2 separate regions of the Homo sapiens genome follow, and region 2 is linked to region 1. Evidence: chromatin loops called from intact Hi-C (ENCODE). Cell type or tissue: mammary epithelial cell. All regions are shown on one strand.

What was found. Peaks named below come from ENCODE experiments on the same cell type or tissue, not always from the same donor. Only the 100,000 strongest peaks of a DNase experiment are listed, where the experiment ranks them.
Region 2: a loop joins it to region 1, with 10 times the contacts of the local background. A loop is called at or near these places in 5 of 110 quality-filtered maps.

The regions. Positions count from the first base shown.
Region 1 is chr11:29,325,131-29,333,130 of GRCh38, forward strand. No RefSeq gene overlaps it. Among named protein-coding and RNA genes, the nearest start is that of LINC02755, 270 kb to the right of the region's middle. In mammary epithelial cell, a CTCF peak has its summit at 4,022 (motif pointing left); a DNase peak (open chromatin) is centred at 4,151; H3K27ac peaks cover 646 bases.
Region 2 is chr11:27,835,381-27,843,380 of GRCh38, forward strand. No RefSeq gene overlaps it. Among named protein-coding and RNA genes, the nearest start is that of BDNF, 140 kb to the left of the region's middle. In mammary epithelial cell, a CTCF peak has its summit at 4,292 (motif pointing right); no DNase peak of the experiment used is centred here; H3K27me3 peaks cover 293 bases.

The DNA.
Region 1 (8,000 bases):
AAAAAAATATTTTTCAAATGTTTGAAAACACCTTGATATTTGTTAAAGTATAGCTTCTGGAAAATATATTTGGAATTTTGTATGTGAACCATGGAGAAATTATCACTTTTATTTGAATTAATAGTAGCTTTCTCTGAAAAGGAATATTCAGTAATGATCTTCAAAAAATGATAAGAAAAAAGTAAATAAGATATCACCTTTAAGAGACACTGTAGTGCTGAACACCTTAGATTTTGGAGTGATGCAGACCTAGGTTTACAACCCAGCTTCCCTACCTAATAGTGATTTTATTAGGGTAATTTTTTTTTTTTTTTTTGAGATGGAGTCTTGATCTGTCATCCAGGCTGGAGTGCAGTGGTGCAATCTCAGCTCACTGCAAACTCCGCCTCCTGGGTTCAAGCAATTCTCCTGCTTCAGCCTCCTGAGTAGCTGGGATTACAGGCGAGCACTGCCAACCCCAGCTAATTTTGGTATTTTTAGTAGAGACGGGGTTTCACCATATTGGTCAGGCTGGTCTCGAACTCCTGACCTCGTGATCCACCCGCCTCAGCCTCCCAAAGTGCTGGGATTACAGGTGTGAACCACCACGCCTGGCCGGTAATTTATTTTAATTTCTCTTATATTGAATATTTTAGATTATAAAATGAGAAGTTTAAATAAAATAATGTGTGAAAAGTAAGTAGATAAGTATTTGATATATAACAACTAATAAATGTTAGCTATTTTTATATGTGGATGTTCCACATGAAATTGCCATTTCTGTAGGGCAAATGGTTAAATATTGGCAGCTAGATATGATATCATAAGGTTCAACTCAGCATTATAAATGCCAAATACCCTCAAAGGGAAAGTAGAAAGTGAACGTGTAACTTGCCCAACGAAATCAAAGTAGAAAAATTTCCCAAAATATGAGAAAACATCCAGCAATACTTATAGACATACAGCAATACTATAAGCTAAGAAATTGCATTGGGTTTTTAGAATGCCAAAAAGCACATTAAAGGATGTAATAGAGGGAAAATTATTTGATGAAATGTGGAAATTGAAGATGATGGGGAAGTAAGTATCCATATGCCTATTGTTTTTGCTGATGATTATTTTTAAAAAGGTATTCACAGATCAAACTGGAATCAAAGGAAAACAATATGGAAAATAATAAATTCAGAATACTTTCTTGGTGAAGTATAAGTTCAGCTCAGCAAAGATAGTTCAATAATAGCAAAGAGAATTCTTTCTACCTGTCTATATTTTTTCAAGCTATGATTGAACATGTTTTCTTGGTTTTTCACATCCTCAAAGAAAAGTTGTGGAAATACTTTTAAAATTATTTAAAATGACCAGCAATGCCTATTTTACTTTCATGTGCTTTGAAGTTATTCAAGTGATCAGATTTTTTTTGTAGTAGTTGTTGAAAAAATATCAAGCAAACTTAAATTCACTTAATAAGGACCAAGCATCCTCAAAACCTTGGAATAGCCTAGAATTCCCATTGTCTCTGCCTACACCCTCCAATTCTAATCTTGTCATGTATTCATCCTCATGCCAACCTTCAGGTAAAAATGTTCTCCAATTCACAAAAATGAATATATCTCTGAGATTCTTGATTATAATGAAACATTATTCAAATTGAATGTGTTTCTTAAATATATTTACTTCCAAAATGTAAGGCTTTCCAAAAACTGTACAATGCAAACTAGACACATTGTACCAGCCGTACATTCACAAAAAAGAATAAGTATGCATCATAATGAAAGGAAATTAAAATATCAAGCAGAACAACCACAAAAAATTCCCACAGAATATGCTACAAGGCTCAGAACTTCTCTTCAAGTACTCATAGAATCATTCATTCATTCATTCATTCATTCATTCAACTAAGATATAGTGAGCTTCCTGAAACTGGGCACGCAACTGTGAGCAAAAACACTAAAAAGTAGCGGTTTTTATAGATTTTGCAGTCTGGTGGGAGAATAGGTGACAAGACACAAGTGAATGTGAATAAATGCTTCAAAATGAGATAAGTGTTATGCAGGAAACAGGGTGCTAAAATGAAGTCTTTTTATTGTAGGGGTTTATGAATTTCTTCCTAAGGAAGTAGCATTTGAAGTAAAAGATGAAGGGCGAAGGAGTTAACAGAAAAGGGAGAGTGTGTTCAAAGATTCTGAAGTTGGAAAGAAAATGGTCTGTCCTAGAACTTGAAAGGCCAGGGTGGCTAGAGCACAGAGAATGAAGAGAAGAAATAGGACTCTAAGATGAGATTGGAGAGATGGACAGGACCCAGGCCAAAAACCCGAAAGCCGTTGTAAGGCTTTTACTTTACTTTTTCTTATAGGAAAGATGGTTTAAATCAAGGAGTGGAAAAAATAGATTTCTGTTTTAAAAATTGTACTCTTCGGCCAGGCACGGTGGCTCACGCCTGTAATCCCAGCACTTTGGGAGGCCGAGGTGGGTGGATCACAAGGTCAGGAGATCGAGACCATCCTGGCTAACATGGCGAAACCCCGTCTCTACTAAAAATACAAAAAATTAGCCGGGTGTGTTGGCGGGCGCCTGTAGTCCCAGCTACTCGGGAGGCTGAGGCAGGAGAATGGCGTGAACCGGGGAAGCGGAGCTTGCAGTGAGCCGAGATCGCGGCACTGCACTCCAGCCTGGGCAACAGAGTAAGACTCTTGTCTCAAAAAAAAAAAAAATGTTACTCTTATGGGAGGGTGGAGAGTAGCAAAGAACCAGGTCAGAGGCCAATACCATCATTCTGTCAGGAGATAGTGGTGACAAAGAACCAAAAAACTATCGGGACCAAAGATACAGAGACAGTTTCCCCTATTTCATAAACTCAACTATAAGGAATTTAGTATTTTGAGTTGACTCACAATAAAATATGCTTTCTAAATTTTAGTTCATTGAGAACAAAGGACTGTTCGGGAATCTTTGACAGTCAGCTCAAGGAAAATGTAAAAAGTTGGGGAAAGAGTGGCTGTAAAGTCTCAGAAAACCACATGTGGCATTTGGTTGAAGGAAGTATAAGCAGTGCACGTAGGAACTGGAAGCTTTTCAGATACCTATACTGTGTATCTTTCTGAGTCTAAATTTTTTTCTCGCATATGATATTTTCTTTGTACACATCCCATTCTTCTTTCTGCAGACTGAATTCCTCTGCTTATTCATAAAATTAGTATCCCCAAACTTCAAATTCTTTATGGCTTTGGTTTGCCAAAGTGAAGCTCCTACTTTGACACGGGGTGCCTTTTCAACCCTAGAGCCTTCTTCCTTCTGGATTCAGGCTTTTTGTCTCCTGATCCATGTTCTCTCAGGCCTCTGGATGGGTAATTTCAGTCTATGGTTGCTTTCCACTTACTTCAAGTATCCATCCCAGAAACAATTCATTATCACAATGGGAGAGTTTGGTAAGCGTGATTGCTCATTTTAGAAGCTGTCGTCAAATTGGATTAATTTAGAAATGAAAGCTAAGCCTAGAAGAAACTGAGTTCATATCACAAACTTAAAAAAAAAAAAAAACCAACTTTTACACTTAGAAAAACTAAAACAAACAAAAATTGAGTTTCCACACTAACCAACACCACCAGAACAGAATATAAAAAAGGCAGGTCAGGCTTAATAACTTACCTCTTAGCTTCTCTGATTAAGCAAGGCTTGAGCATGGGAAATCTTTGGTCCATTTTGTTCTGTTACATTTTCTAATAACCCACAACCACCTAAGTTATGAAATGCTATAAAACAGAATGTTTATTCCCACTTTCAGCATTCATATATCATCTGCTCAAAGCTAGACTTTAAAGTTTGGAATGTGGAGAAGACACGTGCTTTATTGGTCTGCGGCATTCATGTTTTCTGTTGACACCATCACTCTTGAAAGACGGAGGAGAGAAAATGAGACATCACCTCTGGTTGAGTGGAATTCAATTGCAGAGGACCATGGCTGCGGAAAGCTTACAAAGTGCACTCAAATTTTCAAATCTCTGGACTTTCATGTGCAGGTAGACACTCTGGAGCCATCTAGTGGCATAACATCATTGAAATGAGAAGAGCCAGGGTTGAGAATTGACGAAAAGTCCAAATGTAACTCCAGTGTAATCTAGCATAGTCTCACCCACATGGGTCATGATTTCAGGAAGGTAACTGATATGGCAAATGCCCTGGTTCTGGGAAGGAAACTGACAACCTATGATCCTGCCTCATTCCCTGTGACTGCAGTTTCTTCTAGCACTGTTCCTACATGTGCATCACCTGGTGACCTAGTTGGAGTGGAATTTATGAGCAACAGTTATTTTAATGAATCTGTTAGAAACAAAATACAAGACTGCGTTTAACCACTGCAAATTGTAACATGTCAGTGACTTTACCATTGTCTCTTAATTAGCTCCACCTATTTTCAAATAAGCAGCTTGGGGCCGAGATAGAGTTTCAAAGCGTTATTCAATGGTTTTAAGTTGTTAAGCTAGTGCTTTATTTTGACTGATATTTATGGGGCTGGAGGAATAGAAGAACTGGAGGCATTTTTTCCTTTCTCTAAAACTGAAAACCAATTCTCTCTATGATGATTTAGACTGGAGCTAAGATATAATACTTGGAAGAGGTTTTCCTTAGAAAGTGCACTACTGCACTGACAGTGACTTTCTATTCATACCACCTCATTTCTTTTACTTGGTAAACTAAATTAAGCTCTAGGACACTTGTTCTCAAACTTGAACATGCATCAGAATCAACTAAAAACCTGTTAAAATGCAGATTGCTGGGCTTTATTGGAGTTTCTGCTTTAGATAGGTCTGGAGTAATGTTCAAGAATTTGCATTTATAAAAACTTCCAAGGAGATACTGATACTGTTGTTGGCTGAGGGACTGCACTTTGTAAGCTATTGCTGTGGAAAATTAAGGCATGGATGTTCACCTTTTATTGTTTTACTGACTCAAAGACAAAGCCGAAACACTCTTTCTGGCCTTCTCAATGAGCAATAGGGTTTTATGGCAGGTAATCTTTTATTTTTTAGAATAGATCTGGTTCTTCAAATGAGATCCTTCATAGAAACTCAATGTATAAGACAGGTAAAAATAGAGCTCCTTTGATTAATGTGAAGGTGAGAGAACAGCACCTCTTCTGTCTTTCCTCATAAATTTCCATAGCAGATACCGGCACCACCTCAGCAGAAACTGGGAGCCAGCATAGAGCATGTTGAAAACCAAAGCGGGTATTACTATCATTGCTGACTCTTTAGCTCCCTCTTACATGGTCACCAGATGCTCAGAAGTTTCTGTTCATCATCCAGATTGTTCCATTCCAGCCTCAAATTACTATTTTCTACAAAATTATTGGTTTGCCCCTCACTGATATATTCCACTGGGTTCGGTGCAGTGTAGTTATAATATGAATAAAAGAGTGTGCATTGTTCTTTTCCAGATAACTCTTGATTACAGAATTTGTTTTGTAATACCAGTCCATGAGATATTGGGAATGGTGTAAAACACCCATACTCCATGAGGAGCGTCTGTGCACAGCTACATTTTTCAGCACTTCTAGCAGCATGACATTCACGTCCCCATTGCCCTGGCTGTTGTCACTGTTCCCAGGACCACCGTCATGCTTCCCACCAACCCCTTCCACAATTACAAAACAGATAATGGCATTGATAACTAATGTATCACTTATCACAAACAATTACAAATATTTATTGAGTAACACTTTTGAACTATATCCTTTAATTCAGAATTCTCCCCTTCAATAGCTCAAAGATGGTTGATATATAGCAGAGAGAAGGCAGGTTAGGAATTTTCACCAACTTGCAGATGTTCTAAGTCATGGCTTTTATCAATTTACCTATGGGAATATGTAACCCTATGAATATTTTCCTAATTTAGATATTTCTTTGTTTCATCTCCAAATGAGTTCTTGAATCTAAACTACTACTCAAAAACAGAAAAGTGGAAAGTTCTATATCTCTTAGTACTGGACTTTCCTTGTAATATAAGTCTAGAATCAATCCGCTTCAGGCTGAAGAGATTTGTTTTTCTTTCTGGGAGATAAGAATCAAAGATAAATAGTTCTACGGTTTTCCCATAGGAGATAAGACCCACTTTGACAATCAGAACGAACAGACTAATTCGATTAAGGATAGGTACACCTTTGTTACTGATCTACCAACAAAGTATAGGAAAGTTTCAGAATAAAATAAAACCACTGAGAACTGTACGTCCACTTTTACCTTGTCGTTTTTTAATGTTCATTGACTGAAGGTGAATTTCATCAAGAATATTTTAGATGATCAATTTTCTTTCTCCAAGAATTTACAATTATAGTCCTTATGCCCATTGGCAAGAAACTGTTCCCTAATCTCAACTAAAAAAAAAGGAATCTAATTTAAAATCACTGCTATTTATAATATCTGCTCCACACCTTGTTGGATCTCCTTGTTGGCTTCAACAAAGAGGAGACTGTCTCAAAGAGGTGAAAGGAAAAATTAGCTAATGTACAGTGGAGATCCGGAAGTTAAAGGAAGAATTATGCAAGTGAGTCTAGGTCATAGTATGCAAAACAAACAATACAATATTGGTGACTCTATTTCATAGGTTGGTGTTGTTTGGCATATGTATTACAGTGCATATTCAGAACACGCAAATAATATCTATCATTAAAATTCCCAACATGTTTTTTACACTCTTTTCTATTTCTTAGAATAGACACACTCCAGATTCCTGAAGAGGGGTGTGACAACCAAATTTTTTTCAAGGTGGCAATAATGGAATGATACACGGAAAAAGTATGTTAGCATTTTTTATCTTCTCCAATCCCTTAGATGTTGGTGTAAACTATTATATTATCCAAATTAGTTCACTCTGAGGATATAGAGCAAACAGAAGGGCAAAGCAAAACCTACAAAGAAATTCTTCCAAATACATTCATCAAGGGCTTTTTATACAGACAGCTTAGGGACTCTGCCTATGGCAGGGAGTGAGAGATGTGACATTAAGAAACAAAGATTAATTGCCCAACTTCATATCACAATGTGAGAGTGGAATCTAAAACATCTCCCAAGGTTTACGGTTCTAGTCTAGTCACCCTTTCTTTCTTATAATCAGAAACTATGAATAATTCTCTCTGTATCTGCTACTTTTATACTTAGGAAAGGAAAAGATAAAAATACAAAAAAAAAAAGAGTAAAGTCTACATCCCCCTGGAAGCAACTGCTCAATTTCCTATGGAAAAAAAAAATTAAGGTACTTTAATAGCGCACTAAGGACATTTGGATAGTGGTCCAAATAAATCCTCCAAACCAATAGACTTGTGATTTGTCAAGGTTTGTTACAAAGACTATGCCCTTAAGCCAAACAAGCATCATCTTTGGGGAGATTTTATTTGTGTTATCAATTCATATCTGGACAGGTCTTCTGCTGGTTGGCATAGCAACTAACTGAAGTTCATTGAACTTTCAGATGTGTGTGCTAACAGTCTAAAGCTGATTTCCCCCCATGGGGACCAGAAAAGGCTTTCTTTGTTAAACCTCTCCAGTTGCATTCAAAAATACATCATTTTTCTCAAGCCTACAAACACACACATTTGAAATTTGGAAAATAATATTAGGAAAATTGTTTCTATCATGTAATATCATAATGGTTTTCCTCTATTTTCTGAAAGAAAGGCTAAAGTTTATCATATTTTCTGTCCATTTCTAGGTCTTTCAATAGTAATCTTAGGGAAATTCTTTCCAAGAATTTATTTTTTTTTTAAGATTTTGTTGAGGACATCCGGGTAGAGATTTTGCAGACTGTTGATATTTAGCATGGCCTTGTTAAAATTTTAGACATGGAAATGTTAGGCCTTCACTTAGGTGAAGATCACAGGTAACTTGCTTTCATGCTATGTTGGTTAAGCAAAGATTTAATGAATGTTCATTTAGAGAGGAAGTAGTGTCAAAACCTGTGCTGAGCACTGTGGGAGATGAAGAGGAACAAGAGATAGCATTGGTTTTTAAATTATTTATAATACGACT
Region 2 (8,000 bases), 1.5 Mb before region 1:
CTCCCTAGTAGCTGGGATTACAGGGTGTGCCACAACGCCCGGCTAATTTTTGTATTTTTAGTAGAGACAGGGTTTTGTAATGTTGGCCCAGCTGGTCTCAACTCCTGGCCTCAAGTAATCCCCCGACCTCGGCCTCCCAAAGAGCTGGAATTACAGGCATGAGCCACAGCACCTGGCCTCATGTAACAAAAATTTATTGAGCATTTATTATATGTAAAGAACAATGTGAAATAAGTGCTGGGGATATATAAAGATAAATGAGGTGTAGTCTCTGCCTTCACGGAGTTTCTGGTCTAATAGAGAATGCAGAAACATGCTGTTAATATACAATGTGGTAAGTCGTAGAGTAGGGAAAATACAGGATGCTGTGGGAATTGACTGGAATACCTTGGGAATTCCAGGATGTACCTAAAAAGGTTACTGTATTAGTTTCCTGACATTGCTGTAGCAAATGACCACAAACTGGAGGCTTTAAACAACAGAAAATTATTATTTCATGGTTCTGGAGGCCAGAAATCCAAAATCCATATCACTGGATTTAAAATCAAGGTAACAGCCAGGGCCACACTCTCTCCTGAGGCTCTAAGGTGGAATCTGTACCTTGCCTCTTCCGGTTTCTGAGGACTGCCAGAAATCCTTGGCTTGTGGCTGTGTCACTTTCCAGGTTTCAAGGCCAGGATCTTCAGGTTTCTCTCTGCTCTGTCTTCTCCTTTCCTTCTCCTCCATGTGTGTCAAATCTCCCCCTCTGTCTCTCTCTTATAAGGATACGTATCATTGCATTTAAGGCCCACCTGGAGAATCTAGGCTAATCTCCCCATCTCAGCAACCTTAACTTAATCACATCTCTAGTATTTTTGCCATGTAAGGTAACATTTATAGATTCCAGGGGTTAGCACATGGATATATTTGGGGGAGCTATTTTTCAGCCTCCCACACGGACCCAGCACTAGAATCAGTGCCTGGCACATTGCAGGCACTCAATAAATGTTACAGGAATGAGTGAAGACACATCTAATCTGAGAACACATGGGTGAGTATGTAGAGAGTTGCATACTACTTGTGTGGAGAGTATGTGGGATAGGAATTGGGGTTGGGGCTGGGGAAGGAAGCAGGAAAACTAAGAGTTGGGGAAATTGATTTAGTTAGACATCAAAGTAGAACAGGCAGGATGTAGGAGGCAAGGCGAGGGACAATGGTGGACAGCAGCAAGGACACTGAGGAGGAAAGAAATTGGGGCGGGTTGATTAATCTTTGTCAAATAAGAAGCTCCCCAGCAATCCATTTCACCAAAGGTTTTGACCCCTTTTCTGGGCTAGGACAATGAGGAGGAGGGTGGTATGATGCTGAGGATGCCACTCAGCTCCACAATTCACCTGTTTCCTGTGCCTACAAGGCCTTCCCCACCCTGCCTTCTTTGCCAACTCCTATTCACCTTCCTAGTCTCAGCCTAATTGTCTCTTCCTGACTCTCACCCTCATATCACCCTGCCTTTCTCCCATAGAGTCGAAGGCAACCAGTGACAGAAGGAGTGCAGTAGTAATGAGTAAGAACGAGGATGCTGGAATGGAGCTCCACCAGAACAGGAAGCTCCATGGGCAGGGATTTTTGTGTTTTGTTCATTGCTGTGTGCCTACAGCCCAGAACAGTGCATGGCACATAGTAGACACACATTAAATATTAGTTAAAAGAATGAATAAATGGAGTCAGACTTTTGCATTCGAATCCTGGTTACACCACTTACCAGCTGTGAGTTAGTAAATTACTCAGCCTCTCTGTGCCTCGGTGTCCTTATCTATAAAGTCAGGTACTAATATGGGCCTAATGGGGTTGTTCTGGAGAGTAGAAGAGTTGATATGGGCAAAACATTTAGAATTGTGTCTTGCTTAGAGGTGTTTTTCAAATCAGTACTACAGAGGTTCCCCAAAATTTGGTATGTATTTAATTTTAAATATACTCTAAACTATATTAAAAACTGCAATTTACAAAAGGATACACACTCAAAACTGTCCCATATCAACATTAACACACAGCAAAACACCAGTGCCTCAACTTGCCTTCCTCTTGTTGACCTTAAATCTGGTAAATGATCTGATCTAAATTTTTAATATAAAGCTATACTAGCAAAATATCTCATCCCTTTGTTGGAGCTCTAAGGAGAGATTTCACTTGAAAATAGAGTATATTTTCTGGAGAAGATGACTGAGACCATGCTTATCTACTCTGATTGGTACATGATAGGATTTGATGCCATACACTTCCAAACATACGCAAAAACAGCAAAGTTTGACATATTTGAAGGAATAGCCTTGTTCCAGCTGGAAGGAAGAGAGGGCAGTCATGATTTGTTAAAATCGCCAGTGTCTTTGACCTCGTGTTCTACTGCAGTTACAAAATGTGAGGCATCAAGATGGTGTCAGTCTTCATCTCTGCCCACCCAATGGAAAGGAACTTGTTCCAGAAATGGTAAACTGATAGAATGCTCTTTCACAAGGAATACCTTGGCCGGTCCCCTTGAGCTGTTTTTATTCATTTATTCCAGAAATGAGAAGTAACAACCTACCATACTACAGGTATCATGCTGGGTGCTGAGGTTGTAGTGGTGAGGAGAACAAGGCAGACAAGTTCCCACTGTCATTGAGCATAGGGCTCTCAGGAAAGAAAGGTGTTAAACAATAAGAGGAAGTATGAAAAGTCCTATGACAAAGGAAGTAAGCACTCTACCATGAGAGCTGGAGTAACTCAGGTCTAAAGGGGACTTTCCTGGACTGTCCAGAGAAAGAAAGACTTAAGCTGACATCTCAACATAAGTTGGAGGAGTTGGTTCAGTGAAAAGAAAATGCAGAGAGGTCAGGAACAGAACAATATTCCAGCTGGGAGAAGGGCATGCATGAAGGCATAGAAACCAGAGAGCATACCACGTTTGCAGAAGTAAAAGAAACTGAGTATGGCTTAACCCTAGAGCTGGTTCTGTCACTATAACAGCCCTCATTTTTCAACATGCTTACTGGTCTATCACTCAATGTATTTCTTGGCCTTTAATTCCCTTCCTTCCTTCTTTCCATCCTCCCTCCCTTCCCTCCCTCCCTCCCCCGCTTCCTTCCTTCCTTCCTTCCTTCCTTCCATCTTTCTCTTTCTTTCCTCTCTTTCTTTCTTTTCTTTCTCTTTCTTTCTTTCTTTTCCTTCTCTTTCTTTCTTTTCCTTCCTTCCTTCCTTCTTCTTTCTTTTCTCTTTTCTTTCATTTCATTCCTTTTTAAAATTTCAACTCTCCTTTGATTGCTGCCTGTCCCATTACAATATCCACTTTTCCAGATGGTCGCTACTCTTTGCCATATGTCCAACGCACCTTCAACTTTTTGATCTTCTCCAACGTCTCTGACGTTGCTTTCCAATCTTGGTATAAATGACACCTTCTTGTCTGGTGGCTGCCCCAGAGCTTTTCTCATCTGTCTTTCAAGGGACTCAGGTTTCACACCCACAGATAGCAATCTTCAAAGAGAGATTGACCCAGCGTAATAAACTTTCCAGGCTGGCCTTTGCAAAATGAAGTAAAGTCTTTGATCCCTCTCTGGTTGCCCCTTGGAATGAAATGAACCTTTTGAAGTAAAGTTCGGCACACTAAGAAATGACAAAACAGGGCCAGGGGAGTTACAAGGTTAAGACAAGGATGATGCTGCATGTAGGTTATTTTGTTAAAGTATGGATTTGGAGAGATTATCCAAGAACCTAGTTTAGGTTTAGGCTGTCAAAATTATCATCAGAAACTAGTTAATAATTCAAGCTGAAAGATCTTCCCCCACTATCCTGGCTGTGTGCACCAGGGTGGCAATTCCAAATCATTACACATTGTCCCCGTAAGAACTTTCCAGAATGTATTCCAGATGCCATACAAATCAATACTCAGATTCATTTTGCACAGTCCACAAATATACACTATCTGCCTTCTAGAATTACACCTACAAACACATGGGTCTTGCCTGTGAAGTTTATGCAACAGTGGACAAACAACAGGGCCATCTGAACACCAGCTCTCAACAACACTGAAGCCTTATGATTCACATCAACAAGGAAGGGAATCCCAAAATGCCAAGTTCACTTTGTAATCAGGTTTACCAGGCAGGAATCGTTAAGAGTTGCTCCAAGGCCTGGAAACTAGCCTCCAAATAATTCAATCCACAGTTTTCTCACTAAATCAGCTACATGTGCTAAAGACCAGTTAAAGCATGTGTTAATTAGCTATCCCCCAGATGAAGACCACAACCAGCCTCAACCAGGAAGTGTGATTACACGGTGCTCAATTCTATCACTTCCAGTTGCCAGTAGGTGGCACAAATTCAAAAATATTTTAAATTTCAGCTTTCTTTTTAAGTAGGTCCAAATGTGTCAAACCCAATCTTTGATGCTCTTGCCACATCTGTGTGAGATTAGAAGCAGTGAGAGAAATGTTTGTGAAGGGGATGGATATAACCAACTTCAATTTACCATGTTTTTAAGTAAGTTTGGCAATTTCCCTGGAGGGTGTGAAAAAACCTTGTGGTACAAAGCATTTGATCCATTGTATTATTTTTACAACTCATCATAAGGAATTGCTCTGTTGCGTAGATTTTATTCTCTTGCCAACTCTTGGGTCCTGGGTCTTTTTATTGTCTGTCCACACTCAACACTCTTGAGTTTTGAAATATTATAGTTCAAACTTTTCCAAAGAGGATGAAGCTGGCAGCTTCTGATGGACAGTCACTCTCTTCTTAGTCTACAAGATAGACGTCTAATAGGTGTCAAGATTTTTTAACTCTCAAAAAGAAGCTTTTGTAAAATGCATTTTTATTATGCATTCAGTAGGCAGAATTATGTGGAAATGAGAACTGGGAATGTGAAGAAATCAAATTTCAATTCATGGAAAAAAATCTGAAATAAATATTTAAATTAGGATCTGCAAACTATGGTTTGTAGGCTTTCAAGCTGGGTCATTTGAAAGCAAAAGGAAACATACAGTGTAGGAGACACAGCAAAAAGTTTTCTGTCTTATAGAACCGAAGAGAAAAACCTAGTATCTGTATGTTTAAAAAAAAAATTGGAAAGATGAATCAAGCAACACTCAGAAGCCCCTTAGAGGTTTTGAAAGATTAATGGGTTCTGTCAGCAACTTTCAAATTCTTCAGGAAAGACTACCATAAAAACAAAAAGTATTTTGGTTATTAAGGGTTTCTTTCTGGTGATACCAAAGAATCAATTCACATGTACCTATATGTATACATATATATGTAGAGGTATATATTTTTCATGTATACTTTCTATGCACAGTTTTCCCAGGTTATTAGCTTTTTGCTCCCTCTTGATGTATAGAGAAGCAAGACTCAGACTGATTTCATTTCAAACAGATATTGAATTTCTACCCATCAGCTATGGTGAGATTTTCCCCAAGCCAGCTTCCTCACTTAGTGGTTCCATCCCTGGGTGATCTGCCAATTACCACACCAGGTTATTACTGTGACTGTTTAGGTTTGGAAGCAAAGAACTAGTCCCAGATTGCCCTACGTTGTTGATTACTCCTACCTAGCACAGTGTAATTCAAAATATGGTCCCTTGAGCAGTAGTAGCAGTCTTACTTAAGAACTTGTTAGAAATGCAAATTTTAATTTTAAAAAATTCCCTACTATATATTGACAAATAATTGTGTATATTTATAAGGTACAAAGTGATGTTATATGTATACAATGTGGATACATTGTATACATATAACATGTAGAAAGGAATATACCACTATTCTACTCTGCTACTGTGAGTTTGATTGTTTTAGATTTCCTCTGTAAGTGAGAACATGCATTATTTGACTTTCTGTTCCTGGTTTAGCATAGTGTTCACTTAGCATAATGTCCTTCAGATCCACCCATCTTGTTGAAAATGATAGAATTTCCTTCTTTTTTTAAGGTTGAGAAGTATATCTTTGTGTATATATGCCACATTTTCTCCATTCATTTGTTGATAAACACTTAGGTTGATTCTATAACTTGGCTATTGTGAATAATGCCTAAATTGTACATAGGAGTGCAGATATCTCTTCAATGCACTGGTTTTAAATCTTTTGAATATATATCCAGAAGTGGAATTGCTAGATCACATGGTAATCCTATTTTCAGTTTGTTGAGGAACCTCCATGCAATAAATATGGCTGAAAAAAAGGAAAAAATATAGTGATGACTCTGGGGAGCCACCACATTCTCAGCTTCTTCTAGGCAGCTAAGAATATTTTAAGGAAAATTAAAATTTTTACCTTTGTAGAAAACAAAGCACACCTTAGGGTTTCCTTTCTCTTCCTACTAATCCCCAGTTTCCTTGTCTTGATCTATGTAGCTTCCTTCTCCCTTACCAAGGATTACATTCCTTGGTAATCCCAAGCTCAAAGAGCTTCCCAGATTATGGCTGGGGAACAAATAACCACCCCACATAATAGAAGGAAGTTTATCAATGGAATCATTAGACAAAGCTGAAACCAGATACTTCAACTAGATCTTAAGAACTTAATCTTCTTGCCTCTGTTTTTCCCCAGGTAGGTTTTTATTCTCAGGCAATTTTCTTCATATTCTGGCCTCCAGATTCCCAGGTTTTTATTCTCAGGCAATTTTCTGCATATTCTGGTCCCCAGATTCCCAGGCTTGATTCCAACCACATCTAGTGATCTTTTTAAGACCAGCAGAAAGACAGCATCTTATTCTCAATGTTTCCAGTAAAGTCCCTGGTCATAGTGACCATTTCTGAATCAATCCTTGTAGCCAGAAGGTTAGAAAATTTGGACTGGAAAAGTCTAGGTTATGCAACACCCTCCTTAATAGAAGAAGAGTGAGTCTTCAACTGGAAATCAGGGTGCTATTACTAGGAGAAAGGGGTAGGGATTCCAGGAGGAGGAAAACAAGAAATGTCCTTATAAGGACTATGCCTAGTCTTTGCAGCTCTTTGGTTATTCTGCAAAACCAACTAACAAGTAGTCATTGAGGCCAAGACACATAGCTAGAAATGAAATGGGAAGACCATATACAGTAGGGTTAGACAGGTTGTTTTCCCCACTCTTAAGGGAGGCTCATTTGCCTGACAGAAAGCAACCTTCTTCTGTGTCTCATATGAAAAGTGAAAAGTGAAAGGTGAGGACCATCTGACTCTGATGCTCTCAGCTATGTGAGCTGAGAGCTTTCTGAGCTCCAATTTTCCCCTCTGCCCAATGGGAACTAGTACCCATCTCAGAGGTTCCTATGGGGATGATTTGAAATAATCCTTGTAATCCAAGCTGCTTAGCACAGTACCTGGCACTTAGTAAGTACTTAATAAATGTTAACTAATATTGTTGTTCATATTATTAATTATTCACTTTTCTGAACCTCAGATTCTTCCTCTGCAAAATGATGACAATATTTTCTACCTCACAGGATTGCTAACAGCATTAAATGAGATATCATCATAAAATGCCCAACATATAGTTGTGCGATAAGTATTTCTACCTCCTTCGTTGTCATTTCTCTTCTTTTCCCTGAGTCATATCCTCAAGAGGATCACTGAAAATGCAAAGGAGATATGTCATTGCATCTTGTCTGAAATAAGGACAACTGTAGTAGCTGTGTCCCTAACCAACTGATAATTCTACCCATGGCTTGGGATTTCCCAGCCATGATGATAAAGGTCCCTTCAGCTCTGCATAGAAATGTCAGAAACAAAGGTAAAGTATGGTAAAGTATAAGGTAGGTAAAACATCGTTCTCACTCTCTCTGCTTCTTCACATCCAGGCTTTACTTATGCATTGTCTACACATGAAATATAGCAGTCCTCTGCCCTACCACTCATTGCCCCCATTCCCACTTTTCAGAGGCAAGTCTTAAAGCTATTTCTTTGTATTCACCATCATATTTCCAAACAATACGTTCTTCACTTTATGTCCGAATTCTATTTTTCCAGTTTAGGCATTACCTGTTGACTTGCTACTATGAAAGAGGAAGATTTTCACTTTTGCCCCACCA